Linked DNA regions of Homo sapiens: region 1 is linked to region 2. Evidence: read pairs that join two places in POLR2A ChIA-PET (ENCODE). Cell type or tissue: OCI-LY7. All regions are shown on one strand. Links, peaks and the distances in the headings refer to the core of each region. The heading gives the core; the rest is flanking DNA. Region 1 overlaps ANKS4B (ankyrin repeat and sterile alpha motif domain containing 4B). Region 2 overlaps EEF2K (eukaryotic elongation factor 2 kinase).

Region 1 (5,000 bases), core at 1-5,000, 960 kb after region 2:
ACTCCAGCCTGGTTGACAGAGCAAGACCCTGTCTCAAAAAAAGTTGGAAATGTGTCAAAAATGCATAGAAAACACCTACCAAACATGATAGCTTAGCCTTGCCTACCTTAAATGTGCTCAGAACACTTACATTTGCCTACATTTGGGCAAAATCATCTGGTAACACGGTACACTGTTCACTGTCAATTGATTATCCTGGTGATCACATGGCTGATTGGAAGCTGTGGCTCGCTGCCTCTGCCCAGCATCCTGAGAGAATATCTTACCAGTTTCTACTGAATGCGTATCATTTTCACACCATCGTAAAGTCAAAAAATCTTAAGTTGAACGATTGTAAGTGGGGAACTGTCTGTAGATGCCACACTCAAAAGGTGTGATTGAAGAGAATAAAGAGACTGTTTAGGAAGAAGCACCCCAGGGTTAGCAATAGTAGGAAATCACTACCACTGCTAAGCTTGAAAGAGCAGTTAGTGAAACCCAGAAACAACTAGAGCTATAGCAGAGGGCTGCCAGATGGGAGAGGTGAGCTTAGATGAAGGCAGCTGCTGCCCTGAAAAGAAGAAACAGGTAGAATAAATGCCTCAATCTTTCTTTCTCCCACCTTCTGGTATCTTGTTAGTAACTCCCATTGGCCAGACCCAACCAGGATCCCAAGGGCAAGGGAGCCCTTTGATGCAGTCCAGAGCCCAACCACCTGGGACACAAAGTAGGTTGGAAAATAGTAGAGAGAAGTTCTGGAGAGGCAAACAAAGAGAGCTTGCACAGATAGGAAGCTACTCAACCCAGACTAGGGGCAAAGAGAGAGGGTATGTCTCCCAGTGAGGATGGCTATATGGAGGAAGACTTTTCCAGGCAGAAGGGTGATGGTATGCTAAGGCACAGGCATATGAGAGACATGTATTCAGGAAGCCACAAGAAATCTAGTATAGCTGAAATTAGGGGACAGGGAGAGGAGTGGTCAGAGATGGGACCAGAGGTTTGGAGGAGAGAATAGGGCTCTTTAATCATGCAGGCCTTCTGTGTGGTGGTGAGAGTTTGAAAAGCAATGGTGGCTGAGCCCAGTGGCTCACGCCTGTAATCCCAGCACTTTGGGAGGCTGAGGCAGGTGGATCACCTGAGGTCGGGAGTTCGAGACCAGCCTGACCAACATGGAGAAACCCTGTCTCTACTAAAAATACAACATTAGCCAGGCTTGGTGGCACATGCCTGTAATTCCAGCTACTTGGGAGGCTGAGGCAGGAGAATCACTTGAACCCAGGAGGCTGAGGTTGCGGTGAGCTGAGATCGTGCTATTGCACTCCAGCCTGGGCAACAAGAGCAAAACTGCGTCTTAAAAAAAAAAAAAAAAAAAAAGCAACAGTAAAGTAGAAAGTGACAAGAGACTTACATATTAAAAAGATTACGTGACTCAACCAGCCTTGTGGAGAATGAATTAAAGACAGATAAGGATACTTACAGCAATCCAGTGAGTGATGGTTGGGGGCAGGAACCAATAGGTCATCTTGCAAACATCAAAGAGGATTTAGCTCTGAGACATATTGAAAAGTTGAAAGGGCCTGGTGACCAATTGGGTGATGAAAAGAAGTATTGGGTTAAATTTTCCATTTATGAAAAATGAAGATTTAGAGCTGCATGTTTTAATGCAGCTGAAACTGAGCACGATCACTATTTGGGTCTCGATAATTCATTGTGGTGGTGGGCTGTCCTGTACATTCTAGGATGTTTAGCACCCATTGTTTCTACCCACTGGATGTCAGTTGCACCACTGTTCCCCTATCATGGCAATCAAAAAATGTCTCTAGATATTGCCACATGTCCTCTAGGAGACAGAGGGCAAAATCATCCAAGTTGAGAACTGACAACCTGGAAGAAAATGGGTTCAGTCCTGGACACACTGAGTATGGGGTACTTGTGAGACATGTGAGAGGAGATGTCAGATTAGATTTGGGCTTAAGTATTTGGTGCCCAAAGCAATGGTCTGGGCTGGTAACTTGGACTTAGGAATTCTGAGCATATAACTGACCTGTACTACACAATGGCCTGAAATATAAGCACAATACACATTTACCACACTATAACTTCTCAAACTCTCCTCTTCGGTGAAATGCTCCCAGCTGCTTTTCCCTCTTGTTGACTTTTATGTCAAGCTACATAGAGGGGGAAAAGAGGGGCCAGGAGGTGGTAGGGGTGACCAGATATTGGATTGAGCTACTCTAAGCATCTAGTTTAAGAGATGGAGGTCTGAGATCAGTGAGTACTTGAAGCTCATCCTGGCTCATAATCCTCTTGTCTTTGTCTCTTATCAAGGCCTTTGTATTGCTCTGGCATCTTCTCTTAGCCCCTGTAGTTGGTATTTAGTTCGAAAGATCTGGAATTCTTAGAACATTGATAACATCTTATAACATGGTATAAACCTTTTTTTATTATATAACAATACTCTGTGACGAAGAGACTATATCCTTGATGCTGAGAACTTTGGAGAACGCTCACCTATTAATTCTGTCAATCATAAAAGAAAAGAACCCCTAAGAAGAGCATAGAGGTACCTGATGAGACCCCTAGTGGCAAATATCTCCTAAAAAGGGATGAGAGTCAATGTTCAAGTTCATTTCTACCAACCTGAGTGATGGCTCTCTTGCTATGATGTAGTTACAGCAGGGGGTGGAGCAAATATCTCATTAGGCAGATTCCGGGCAATAGGTGAAGAGGGGATTCTGGCATCTATGATGATGAAATATAATAGTGGCAGGCACAGACTACAAACTTTTTTGAGCACTTTCTATTTGCCAACTGCTTCTGTGCACGTTAATGAAGGAAAGCACAACTTCAGTTTATTCCACAAGATAAGGTATTTGTAAACAATCATCCCCTAATGCAACGTGTTTATTCAATGGCTAACAAGCTTTCTGAATATATTCATTGAGGAAGAATAAGCCAATTGTTCATCAGATTTGAGCATCTGTATCCTCCCTAAACTTGAATCCTCCATGATGCCTCTTGAAGTAACCCAAACAGATGTGCATCAGAAAGCAAGCTGAAGATAAACAGCTGTTTCTGTATTATACCCAGAATCAACAGTAAATTCCACTTGATGTAAGTCAGCCTGTAGAGATCTAATGAAGCTTAGCTCTTCAGTGGGGTTTCAGTTTGAATTTGGGATTGCCATTGAAAAAATGTCAGCAGCAGTGTTGTCAGTTTCTTTTTTCTTTTTTTTTTTTTTTTTTTTTGAGATGGAGTCTCTCTTACCGCCTGGGCTAGAGTGCAGTGGTGCAATCTCAACTCACTGCAACCTCCACCTTTTGGGTTCAAGCAATTCTCTTGCCTCAGCCTCCCAAGTAGCTGGGATTACAGGCACACGCCACCACACCTGGCTAATTTTTGTATTTTTAGTAGAGACGGGTTTCCGCCATGTTGGCCAGGCTGGTCTTGAACTCCTGACCTCAGGTGATCTGCCTGCCTGGGCCTCCCAAAGTGCTGGGATTACAGGCATGAGCCAAGTGTTGTCAGTTTCTATCGTGGAACCTACACATATTCAGATATGCGGCAATGGTGACAGACAACAGTAAATAAACCATGTGTACATAATAAGCATGAAAATGTGAAATTTCCTTTGACAATCAAATCTTCCCTCCAAAGAACTTAGTTTTTTTTCCCCTTAAGTTTCACTAGGTGTTTACCCTTACAAAACTCATCAATTGCAGTTGGACAGACTTTTTTTCTGTATTTTTCTTGGTCTCCTCCCCAACCCTCTTACTTAGGACAGTATTATTCTGCTAGGACTGCCATAACAAAATGCCACAGACTGGATGGCTTCAACAACAGCAGTTTATCAACCGAAGTTTATTTTCTCACACCTTTGGGGGCTGAAAGCCCAAGATCAAGGTGATTGCAGGGTTGGTTTCTCCTGAGGCCCCCTCCTCGGCTTGCAGACGGCCACCTTCTCACTGTGTCCTCACGTGGCCTCTCTGTGTGCCTTCCACCTAAGTGTCTCTTCCTCTTCTTAGGACACCAGTCCTAGGCCAGGTGCAGTGGCTCATGCCTGTAATCCCAGCACTCTGGGAGGCCGAGGCAGGTGGATCACCTGAGGTCAGGAGTTTGAGACCAGCCTGGCCAACATGGTGAAACCCCGCCTCTACTAAAAATACAAAAACTTAGCCAGGCGTTGTGGTGCACGCCTGTAATCCCAGCTACTCAGGAGGCTGAGGCATGAAAAGTGCTCGAACCTGGGAGGCGGGGGTTGCAGTGAGCTGAGATCACGCCACTGCACTCCAGCATGAGTGACAGAGCAAGGCTCCATCTCAAAAAAAAAAAAAAAAAGGGAAAAAAAGGACACCAGTCCTACAGGATTAGGGTTGCATTCTTATGACTTCATTTAACCTTAATCACTTCTTTAAAGGTCTTATTTCCAATTACAGTCACATTAGGGGTTAGAGCTCCAACATATGAATTTGACGCAATTCAGTCCACAACAGGTACCACCTGTATTCTATCTCTTTCTTCACTCTCCCCACCACCACTCTGTCTCTATTCTCAGGCAGGAGTATTATAGACGCATTTCCATTACTTGTAAACATGTACACATTTGTTAAAGGGTTAGATGCATTTAAGTTGGGCATCAAGCCGCAGGCCAGGAAAGAACTCTAGTCTCTACCACTAGGCAAAGTCATAGATCTCAGGAGAGAAAAAGAATTGGAATTCCCAGGTTACACAGATCGGAAAGCAAGCAGCAGGATAATGTGATGAGATTATAATTTTAAATCCAGAGATAGAAAAGTAAAGGAAGTTTCTTTCATTTTCCTGTCATGCATATGACCCTTTCTTTATTCAAAAGTATCAAAAAGATAGGCTGGGTACGGTGGTTCACACCTGTAATCCCAGTGCTTTAGGAGGCTGAGGTGGGAGGATTGCTTGAGGCCAGGAGTTTGAGACCAGCCTGGGCAATGTGGCAAGACCCCACCTCTACTAAAACATACAAAATAAGCCAGGTGTGGGGGGTGTGA
Region 2 (10,601 bases), core at 2,495-7,494:
ACAGCCACCTGATTTTCAACAAGGGTGCCAAGATAATTCACTCTCAGTTTTACAGTCACTTGATTTTCAACAAGCCAAGATGATTCAACAGGGAAGGAAGAATCTTTTCAACAAATGGTGTTGGGATAAATGAATATCCACATGCAAAAAAATGAAGTTGATCCCCTTCCTTACGCCATACCCAAAAATTAAGAAATTAGAAAACACTCTGGCACCAGCCTGGCCAACATGGCGAAACCCTGTCTCTACTAAAAATATAAAAGGTAGCCAGGCGTGGTGGTGCATGCCTATAATCCCAACTACTTGGGAGGCTGAGGTGAGAGAATTGCCTGAGCCTGGGAGGCAGAGGTTGCAGTGAGCTGAGACTGTGCCATTGCACTCCAGCCTGGGTGACAGAGTGAGACCTTGTCTAAAAACAAAACAAAACCAAAAAAAAAAAAAAAAAACAGAAAAAAACAACATCTCAAAAAGTTAAACACTGAGTTACCGTATGATCCAGCAATTCCACTCCTAGGTGCTGACATACACTACAATATGGATGAAACTTACAACCACTAGGGGAGGTGAAAGGCAGTGACAAAAGACTATATACATTGACTAATTCTCTGTATATGAAACTTCCAGAGAAGGCAAAGCAACAGCAATAGAAAATAGATTAATGGTTGCCTGAGGATGGAGGTAGGGTGTGGTGGTGGGAATGGTTGGGGGAAATGGGGAATGATTGCTAATGGGTATGGGGTTTCTTTTGAGTTGATGAAAAGGTTCTAAAATTGACTGTGGCTATATGACTATGAATATACCATTGAATTGTACTATCTATCTATCTGAGATGGAGTCTCACCCTGTCACCCAGGCTGGAGTGCAGTGGCACAATCTCGGCTCACTGTAACCTCCACCCCCAGGTTCAAGTGATTCTCCTGCCTCAGCCTCCCAAATAGCTGGGACTACAGACACGCACCACTGTGCCCAGCTAATTTTTGTATTTTTTTTTTTTTTTTTTTTTTTTAGGGACGGGGTTTCACCATGTTGGCCAGGCTGTTCTCGAACTCCTGAACTTGTGATCTGCCCACCTCAGCCTCCCAAAGTGCTGGGATTACAGGCATGAGCCACTGCTCCCAGCCAGAATCGTACATTTTAAATGAGCAGATTGTAAGGTATGTGAATTTTATCTCAAGAAAGCCAAAGTTTTAAAGAAAAGAAAGTCGGATGTGGTGGTTCATGTCTGTAATCCCAGCACTTTGGGAGGCCGAGGTGGGAGGATCGCTTGAGCCCAGAAGTTTAAGACCAGCCTGGGCAACATAATGGGACCCTGACTTTACAAAAAAAATACAAAAAATTAGCTGGGTGTGATGGTGCGTGCCTGTAGTCCCAGCTACTCAGGTGGTTGAGGTGGGAAGATCACTTGAGCCCAGGAGGTTCAAGTGAGCCCAGAGGCTGCAGTGAGCTGAAATTGCACCACAACACTCCAGCCTGGGCAATACAGCAAGACCCTGTCTCCAAAAAAAGAAAAGAAAAGAAAAAGGACCTGTGTACATGCATGAAAACTTCCCTGAAAAATCCACAGGAACTGTACAGCACTCGAAATAAGCAGCTGTAGAGCTGGAGGAAACTTTTTATTTTTAATTTTTTAATTTTTTTTGAGATAGAGTCTTGCTCTGTTGCCCAGGCTGGAGTGGGGTGGCACAATCTTGGCTCACTGCAAGCTCTGCCTCCCAGGTTCAAGCGATTCTCCTGCCTCAGCCTCCCGAGTAGCTGGGATTACAGGAGCCCACCACCACACCCAGCTAATTTTTGTATTTTTAGTAGAGGCGGGGTTTCACCATGTTGGCCACAGTGGCCTTGAACTCCTGACCTCAAGTGATCTGCCCGTCTTGGCCTCCCAAAGTGCTAGAATTACAGATATGAGCCACTGAGCCTGGCCAGCTTTTTAAAACTTTGTATGTTTCTATACTGCTTTAACTTTTTTACAAAGCTGGATTGCTTTAGACACAAAATAGTAAGTAAATTAGTTTAAAAATTTTTTTACATCAAACCAATAATTCCAATTTTTTTGACAGTGCTGTCCATCAGGTGCACAGTCTTCTAGAGCCAAGGCTTTGGTACTCTGGCTACCGAAGCAGGAAATATATTTATATCCTAACCCACTACATGCTTATAAAATGGACAGTAAAATTTCAAGAAATTGTGCTTAGCCTTACTTTGTATAATGCGCTCTTGCTATTTTTTTTTTTTAAATGTTATTTTTAGAGACAGGTTGCCCTGGCTGGAGTGCAGTGGTGTGATCACAGCTCACTGTAGCCTCCAACAGCTGGGTTCAGGTGATCCTCCCGCCTCAGCCTCCAGAGCAGTCCATGCCACCATGCCCGGCTAAAGTTTTTTATTTTTGTACAGACAGAGTCTCACTATGTTGGCCAGGCTGGTCTTGAACTTCCAGCCTCAAGTGATCCTCCCACCTTGGCCTCCCAAAGCACTAGGATTACTGATGTGAGCCACTGTGTTTGGCCCACTCTTGCTATTTTCTATTCTACTTAAGTCCTCTGTTTTTTCTTTCTGTTTAATCTTTTTCCTTAACACACCACCCACACATTGATTTCTATACTCACCGTTTGAAAACCAACGTGAACTACTGAGTTTGTTTCTTATCCTCTGGGCAAGACACAGTCACAGGCCTGGATCCAATGCCAGAGCCACCTGATCCTGCTTGTCACCAGAATCTTCCCTGAGCCCTGGACTGGCCTCTCCTCACTGTCAGCTGCTCCCAGCCCCAGCGCCTACTCTGCCCTGGTCAGCCCTTGGCCAGAATCCCTGCTGACCAACACGGCGTGGTGCCAGGAGCTGCCAGCAGGCCCAGCCTAGTCAGCGGCCACTGGGGGCCAGGACAGTGCCAGGAGGAGGGCCAGAACCACAGCCCCAAGCTGCAGACCTCCAGACAGTGTAGTTCGGTGGTTAAAAGCTCAGATCCAGGGCCAGGCGTGATGGCTCATGCCCGTAATCCCAGCACTTTGGGAGGCCAAGGTGGGCAGATCGCTTGAGCTCAGGAGTTCGAGGCCAGCCTGGGGAACATGGCGAAATCCTGTCTCTACGAAAAAATACAAAAATTAGCCGGGCGTGGTGGTGTGTGCCTGTAGTCCCAGCTACTCAGGAGGCTGAAGTGGGAGGATCACTTGAATCTGGGGAGGCAGAGGCTGCAGTGAATTGAGATTGTGCCACTGCCTGGGCAACAGAGCAAGACCTCATCTCAAATAAGCAAAAAACAAAAAAAAAAGCACGCTCAGATTCAGGATCTGGGCTGCTAGCGAGCAAATCTGGCTCCTTACCCAATTAATTCACGGAGCCGACTCCCTCATCTTACAGTGTGGGGAGCTCGGCCCTCGGCCATGTCCCACCACAGACCTGACGTTCTCCTCGGCCCTGGGAAATGAAGACAAGCAGCTGTGACCCTGCCTGGCACAGCGCCTTGTACACAGCAGGCACTTGATATGCATTCCAGAGCTAAGTGAGTGTCATCTGTTTTATGGCTTTTGAGTTGTCATAAATTTGCTCTTAAGGCAGCTGTGGCAAACTATCCCCCAATAGCTGTTCACTCTTTCTTCCTTGATAAGAGAACCACCGGGTTTTGGCTAAGCATGTCACGTGGCCACTCAGGATACATTTCCCAGACTCCTTTGCAGATAGATATAAACATGTGAACAAGTTTTAGTCAATGGGATATAAGAAGGACTGTGTGCAACCATAGGGAAGGGTTCTTAAAGGGAGTGTGCCCCTTGGCTCTCCTTCCAACCTGCTGGCTGAAATGCACATGTGATTGCCGGAGCTCAAGCAGCTACCCTAGACCATGAGGCGGATGGCCCTGTGCTGAGGCTGGAAGAGCTATGAGACAAACAGAACCTGGGTCTCTTATACCATGGGACAGCATAACAATCCTGGATTCAGAAACTTCATACTCTGATAGCTAAACTTGTATAATCTACTGTAATTTTCTTTTTTCCTTTCTACTTGCTAATTTTATTTGGTAACAGTAGCTCCTTCTCTCCCATATCATAAAAAGTCACATCCTCTTTTTTGTAAAGTTTTATTTTTTGAGAAAGGGTCTTGTTCTGCTGCCCAGGCTGGAGTAAAATTGTGCAATCAGAGCTCATTGCAGCCTTGATCTCTGGGCTCAAGTGATTCTCCTACCTCAGCCTCCTGAGTAGCTGGGACTACAGGTGTGTGTCACTATGCCCACCTAATTTTTTATTTTTGTAGAGACACAGTTTCACTATGTTGCCCAGGCTAGTCTCGAACTCCTGGCCTTAAGCAATCCTCCCACCTTGGCCTCCTGAAGTGTTGGGATGACAGGCGTGAGCCACTGCACCTGGCCTAAAGGTCACAACCTTTATGACAAATGGGTGCCTGGGCAGGGTCAACCTGGGAAAACTGTGGCCTCAATCCATAGTCCTAACTTGGCAGATACTCTTACATTTGCACATGAAGACTGGGTACCTGGAGGATGTTGGATTTCCCCAAACAAGCAAGGAACCTTCCTTAGCCTTTAAGTCAGTTCCAGGAGGCCTGTTCTAACACCAGGCAAGATGCCCAGCCTCCTAGGGGTCTCTATCTATCCTGGGGTTCCCTTGGCCCAAAGAAAGGATCTACTCCTGTGATAAGAATAGGACTCCAGCTGAAAGACATCAGGATTTTTCTTGAAAGCTTTCTCTACCTCACTCAGGCATCCACATCTTCTCCTCCCAGTCCCTATTTCTTTTCTTTTTTCTCTTTTTTTTTTTTTTTTTAATTTTTTTGTTTGAACTCCTGCCCTCAAGTGATCCACCCTCTTCGGCCTTCCAACGTGCTGGGGATTAAAGGCATGAGCCACTGCGCCCGGCCTCCAGTCCCTATTTCTATGGAAAGGTAGCTGAGTGAGTCAGGAAGACCCAGGTTCAAGCCCCATCTCTACCACTAACTGGCTATGTGACTTCACCTCTTGAGCCTCAGTGGGGATGCATAATTGTACTCACTCCGTGAACTCAACAGCTATTATAAAGGGACTGAGCCTTGGGTCCCAGCCAGACTTGTGACCTGGACGTCTGGCTCGTAGCAAAGCCAAGCTTCTTCAGGGGTCCTCAGGGAATACACTATTTCAGTCTCTGGCGACGGAAACCACTGTCTCACTGGGTCTCGATCTGGCAGTTACAGGGGCAGGAAACTATGCCTGCAATGCTCAGGTCAAGGCCTGCGGGTCAAGCCACAGTGGCCACTGGTCCCCCTCGGGGCTCACCCTCACCCCAGGACCTGCCTTCCTACCATAGAAAGCAGGTGGAATCTTCCCACCGCCACTCCTGGGAACCAGCATCCCAAAGCCAATAACGTGGCACCCCGAGCTGGCCAATGCACACACTAGTGTACGCCCAGCACAGCACAACCCACACGCCCTTGACTACAACCACAGTGGACACAGGTGATTGATCAGCCACCTGGAATCACGCACCAGCTTCTGTGTGAGGATCTGCCTCTGCCCCACCCTCGAGTCATGTGTTCAGGAGTGTGTCACAAGATCCAGGCCTAAACCAACCACTGGGGTGCCTGGCCACAGAGATTGGCTTAGAGGTGGTCATGTGATTACAGTCAAACTATTCTAGCCCATTGCAGCAAACCTGGGGCTTTTTGCTTGAGTGACTGGAAGAGGTGATCAGCCTTTTCATGCTGAATGTGAACTTGAGAATGGGGCTGAGGCCAACACAGAACAAAGCTGATACGTGGTGGAGGGCAGAACCAGAGAAAGAGAAAAATGAATAGCGATGATGTCATTTGAGACCTGGAATCCAGATGTTCCCGAAACCAAACTACCAAGCCCAGCGTAGATTTCTGAATCAGATGATACAATAAACCCCGCCTTTTGGGGGGCAGTAGGGGAAAGGGCTATTTAGCTAGTTACAGATAGGTTTTCTGTCACATGCAATATGAAAATCCCCAAACCAGCCAGGCACGGTGGCTCACGCCTGTAATCTCAACACTTTGGAAGGCCAAGGCAGGTGGATCACCTGAGGTCGGGAGTTCGAGACCAGCCTGGCCAACATGGTGAAACCCCGTCTCTACTAAAAATACAAAAATTAGCGGGGCATGGTGGCACGAGCCGGTAATCCCAGTAATCCCAGCTACTCGGGAAGCTGAGGTGGGAGAATTGTTTGAACCTGGGAAGCAGAGTTTGCAGTGAGCCAAGATCGTGCCACTGTACTCCAGCCTGGGCGACAGAGTGAGACTCTGTCCAAACCCAGCCAGGGTTTGGGCCATTGTATATTATTTATATATAATTTTAAAAATGCTTTAAACACCTTTTTCTTACTAGGGCCACTGTATATGATCATATAGGTGGGGTACTGCTCAACTCTAGTGAACAACCTTTGCAACTTTGCACGGGCAGCCCTACTTCCCAACCCTAGAGGCAACTACTTCCAACTATTCTCAGTGTTATCCTTCGCATCTCTCTCTCTCTCTCTCTCTATCTATCTATCTATATATATCACTAAATAATACGCTTCCTGATTCTTTTTTTTTTTTTTTTTTTTTTTGAGACAGGGTCTTGCTCTGTCACCCAGGCTGGAGTCCAGTGGCGCAATCTTGGCTCACTGCAACCTCTGTTTCCTAGGCTCAAGTGATCCTCCCATATAAGCCGCCGGAGTAGCTGGGACCACAGGCACGCGTCACCATACCCAGCTAATTTTTGTATATTTTTGTTGAGATGGGATTTCACCATGTGCCCAGCTGGTCTCAAACTCCTGGACTCAAGGGATCCACCCATCTCAGCCTCCCAAAGGGCTGGGATTACAGGCATGAGCCACTGCACCCGGCCCTGATTATTTCTTAATTTATCTATTTTCATCCTATCTTCTGATTTCCAGGTATGATAAATGAGACTTTAGCTCTACTTCCCCTTACTACTTCCCTTCCCCACCCTATCCCTACACTGGTAGGTCTTCTTCTGGTTCCTTTATTTATTTATTACAGACGGCATCTTGCTGTGTTGCCTAGGCTAGTCTCAAGCCCCTGGTCTCAAGTGATCCTCCCGCGTCAACCTCCCAAAATGTTGAGATTACAGGCATGAGTCACAGTGCCCAGCCATCTGGTTCCTTTACATACCATGCCAAGGACACTGTCTTATTCCACCAACTAGAAGAAGCTGAGTTTCTCACAGTTTAACACGAATTCAGAGAAGGGAGAGTGTGGCTTTTGTGCTGTGAATGAGTGATAAGTAAGCAGAAGAGCTACTTATCTGCTTATCAACCTCAAAAGCTTATCAACCTCAAAAAGGCGTAATTTCTATGGAAATAAGAAAGACAAATAATGCACGTGAAAGACTGACTGCACACCAGGTGCTACACTGGACTCTCCTCTGACAATGACAGGAGCTGCTAGGTCCAGAAGTGACAGTCTACCTCTGAAAAGGCAACCTTAAGGGAGCGGAACTACACAGCGCTAGGCTGTTGAGGGCTGCACCTGGCTTGTTCTGAAGATATTTTAAACCCTAGCTGGAGTCCCGAGTTTCCTTCAAACAAGAAACAAAAACCAAAGCCCAATACAGTGGCTAACAGCTTGTCCTCTACAGCCGCATGGCCAGGGTTTGAATCCTGGGCCCCACCATTAGGAGCTGGGACCCTCTCCTAGACAATAGACTTGTCAGGTGGGCTGTGACATCCTAAGGTCTGCACTGCTGTCTCCATCCCTCCCCCCATACCTTGTATTGCCTTCAGTGCACAGGTGCTCAACATGAACTCAAATACCCTTATGTTTAGTGTTTCTTTTGTTTTGAGATGGAGTCTCCCTCTGTTACCCAGGCTGGAGTGCAGTGGCGTGATCTCGGCTTACTGCAACCTCCGCCTCCCGGATTCAAGTGATTCTTCTGCCTCGGCCTCCCGAGTAGCTGGGATTACAGGCACCCGCCACCACACCTGGATAATTTTTGTATTTTTAGTAGAGACGGGGTTTCACCATGTTGGTCAGGCTAGTCTTGAACTCCTGACCTCAAGTGATCCACCCGCCTCAGCCTCCCAAAGAGATGGGATTATAGGTGTGAGTCACCGTGTCTGGCTGCTCAGTGTTTATTTACTGGGATGCAGCATTAGGAGTGATTAAGTCAAGCATCAAGCTAAGAGTTCACATCAGTGTCTTAATGTCTGCACCCCTAGCATATAATGGGTGCTCATAAACATTTATTTAAACTATTGAGAGAAATAGTACATCAGAATGAAAGGACCAATTTACAGAGTCCAGCCCATCCGTCCCTTCCTCCCTGCCATCTCAGCTTCCCAAGTTTCCAAGTCCAAGAATCAATCTCCATGCACCACCAAACTCTCCTCACCTCCTTGCCCTTGTATCTATCTGCAGGTGCCTCTGAGGCAGGCGAATAGGGTCTGGAGGCAGGGAACCTAAGGCTGATTCAGGCTGACTTCCTAGAACTAAATCAAAAGGAAAACCCCTACTTTCCAAGCCCAAGTAACAAAAGGACCAGAGGCTACTCCCTTTGCAACCCCCAACTTACCTGCGTGGCAGATGAAAAACTGAAGTTACCTCTGATTGGTCCCTTCCCACAACCAATCAGGCTGGTGCTGGCCAAGTCCTCGTTTGTATAGGAGTCTTCATTTGTAACTTCACTTCAGCCTCTGATTGGTCGCATTCCACAACCTATCAGACTGATCCCAGGCCATTACTTCATTTACATAGGGTGTACATCAAGTAACCAATGGGAAACCTCTAGAGGGTTTTTAAACCCCAGGCAATTCTGTAAGCAATCTGCTCAAGCCCACTCCCACCCTGTGGAGTGTACTTTTGTTTTCTGTAAATATTTGCTTTCGTTGCTTTCTTTCCTTGTTTTGTTCGTGTGTTTTGTCCAATTCTTTGCTCAAAATGCCAAGAACCTGGACACCCTCCACCAGTAACACCTCTGCCTGGAATCCCTTTCCCACTCACTAGCAAAACCCTTTAATCTCTTCAAGACGCAGCTCAAATGTTGACCTCCTCCAGAAAGCCTTCCTTGTTTGTTTCTTTTGGGTTTGTTGTTGTTGTTGTTGCTGAGAGAGTCTGGCTCTGTTGGCCAGGCTGGAGTGCAGTGGTGCAATCATAGCTCACTGCAGCCTCCAACTCCTGGGCTCAAGTGATCCTCCCACCTCAGCCTCCATTGTACCTGGGACTACAGGTGCATACCACCCACATCTGGCTAATTATGTTATTTTATTTTTATAGAGATGGGCGTCTCCCTACATTGCCCAGGCTGGTCTCTTTTCTTTTTTTTTTGAGACAGGGTCTCACTCTGTCACCCAGGCTGGAGTGCAATGGTGCAATCATGGCTCACGGCAGCCTCAGTCTCCCAAGCTCAAGTGATCCTCTTGCCTCTGAACTCCTGGCCTCAAGCGATCCTCTTGCCTCGACCTCCCAAAGTTGATTACATGCATGAGCTACTGCACCTGGCCTCCAGAAAGCCTTCCTTGGATAGTTCCCTCCTCTGTAAACAGGGGTCAGCTAACAGTACCCCTGCAGGGGTTGTTCTGAGGATACAATGAGATTAGGCACATGGTGTCTGGGATAGACTTGACTCTCAAAAGTACTAGCTGCTGTTATGTCCCAATAATCCTCCAGTCCCCGACTCCCTAAATCACTTCGCTCCCTACAAACCCTCCACAAGCAAATTTCATTATAACCTGAGGCCAGACTGTCTGCGGCAGGCAGAAACATGGCTCCCCTAAGATGGCTACATCCTAATCCCTGGAACCTGTGAATATGTTACCTTATATGGCAAAAGGGACTTTGCAGATGTGATTAAGGATCTTAAGATGGGAGACAGTCATGGATTATCCTGTGAGCCCAGTGTAATCACAAGGATCCTTATAAAAAGGAGGTAGAAGGGTCAGAGTTAGAGGAAGAGATGTGACCAAAGACAGAAAGGTGTGAAGTTGCCACACTGCTGGCTTCAAAGATGGAAGGGAGGGGCCAGGAGCCCAAGGAATGAGGACAGCCCCTAGAATCTGGAGAAGGCAAAGAAACCGATTTTCTCCTGGGGCCTCCAGAAGGAACACAGCCATGCTGACACCTAGATTTTAGAACTTCTGATCCCCAGGAACTATAAGATAATAAATGTGTTGTTTTAAAGCCACTAAGTAATTGCAGCAATTTGTTACAGCAGCAATTGGAAACTAACGAAGTCCTGAAGAGCAGCTCTCAACCTTGGGCAATTTTGCTCCCTCAAGGGACATTTGGCAATGTCTAGAGACATTTTCAGTTGTTGAAACTCTAGGGGTGCAACTAGCATCTAGTGGATAGAGGCCAGGGATGCTGCCAAACATCCTAAAATAAACAGAACAGTCCCCTGCAGTGAAGAAGGTCCGGCCCAATGTCAGTGCCGAGGCTGAGAAACCCAGCTCTAGAATGAATCTGGTGGAATTTCTTTCTTTTGTTTTTTGAGATGGAGTCTCACTCTGTCGCCCAGGCTGGAGTGCAGCAACTACATCTTGGCTCACTGCAAACTCCATCTCCCAGGTTCAAGTGATTCTTGTGCCTCAGCCTCCTGAGTAGCTGGGATTACAGGTGTGTGCCACCATGCCTGGCTCATTTTTGTATTTTTAGTAGAGACA

What was found. Peaks named below come from ENCODE experiments on the same cell type or tissue, not always from the same donor. Only the 100,000 strongest peaks of a DNase experiment are listed, where the experiment ranks them.
Region 1: POLR2A ChIA-PET joins it to region 2 with 15 read pairs; 1 of 35 experiments calls an interaction of 5 or more read pairs at or near these places.

The regions. Positions count from the first base shown.
Region 1 is chr16:21,251,250-21,256,249 of GRCh38, reverse strand. It overlaps ANKS4B (ankyrin repeat and sterile alpha motif domain containing 4B), which reads right to left. Exons shown (of 2, transcript NM_145865.3): 2 at 2,400-5,000. Among named protein-coding and RNA genes, the nearest start is that of ANKS4B, 20 kb to the right of the region's middle. In OCI-LY7, for the core only: a CTCF peak has its summit at 2,562 (motif pointing left); a DNase peak (open chromatin) is centred at 2,589.
Region 2 is chr16:22,213,108-22,223,708 of GRCh38, reverse strand. All of the region lies in intron 1 of EEF2K (eukaryotic elongation factor 2 kinase), which reads right to left. Among named protein-coding and RNA genes, the nearest start is that of EEF2K, 12 kb to the right of the region's middle. RefSeq lists enhancers at 4,822-5,321, 7,148-7,292, 8,667-8,836 and a cis regulatory region at 7,212-7,229. In OCI-LY7, for the core only: no CTCF peak of the experiment used is centred there; DNase peaks (open chromatin) are centred at 5,508 and 7,438; H3K4me3 peaks cover 652 bases; H3K27ac peaks cover 833 bases.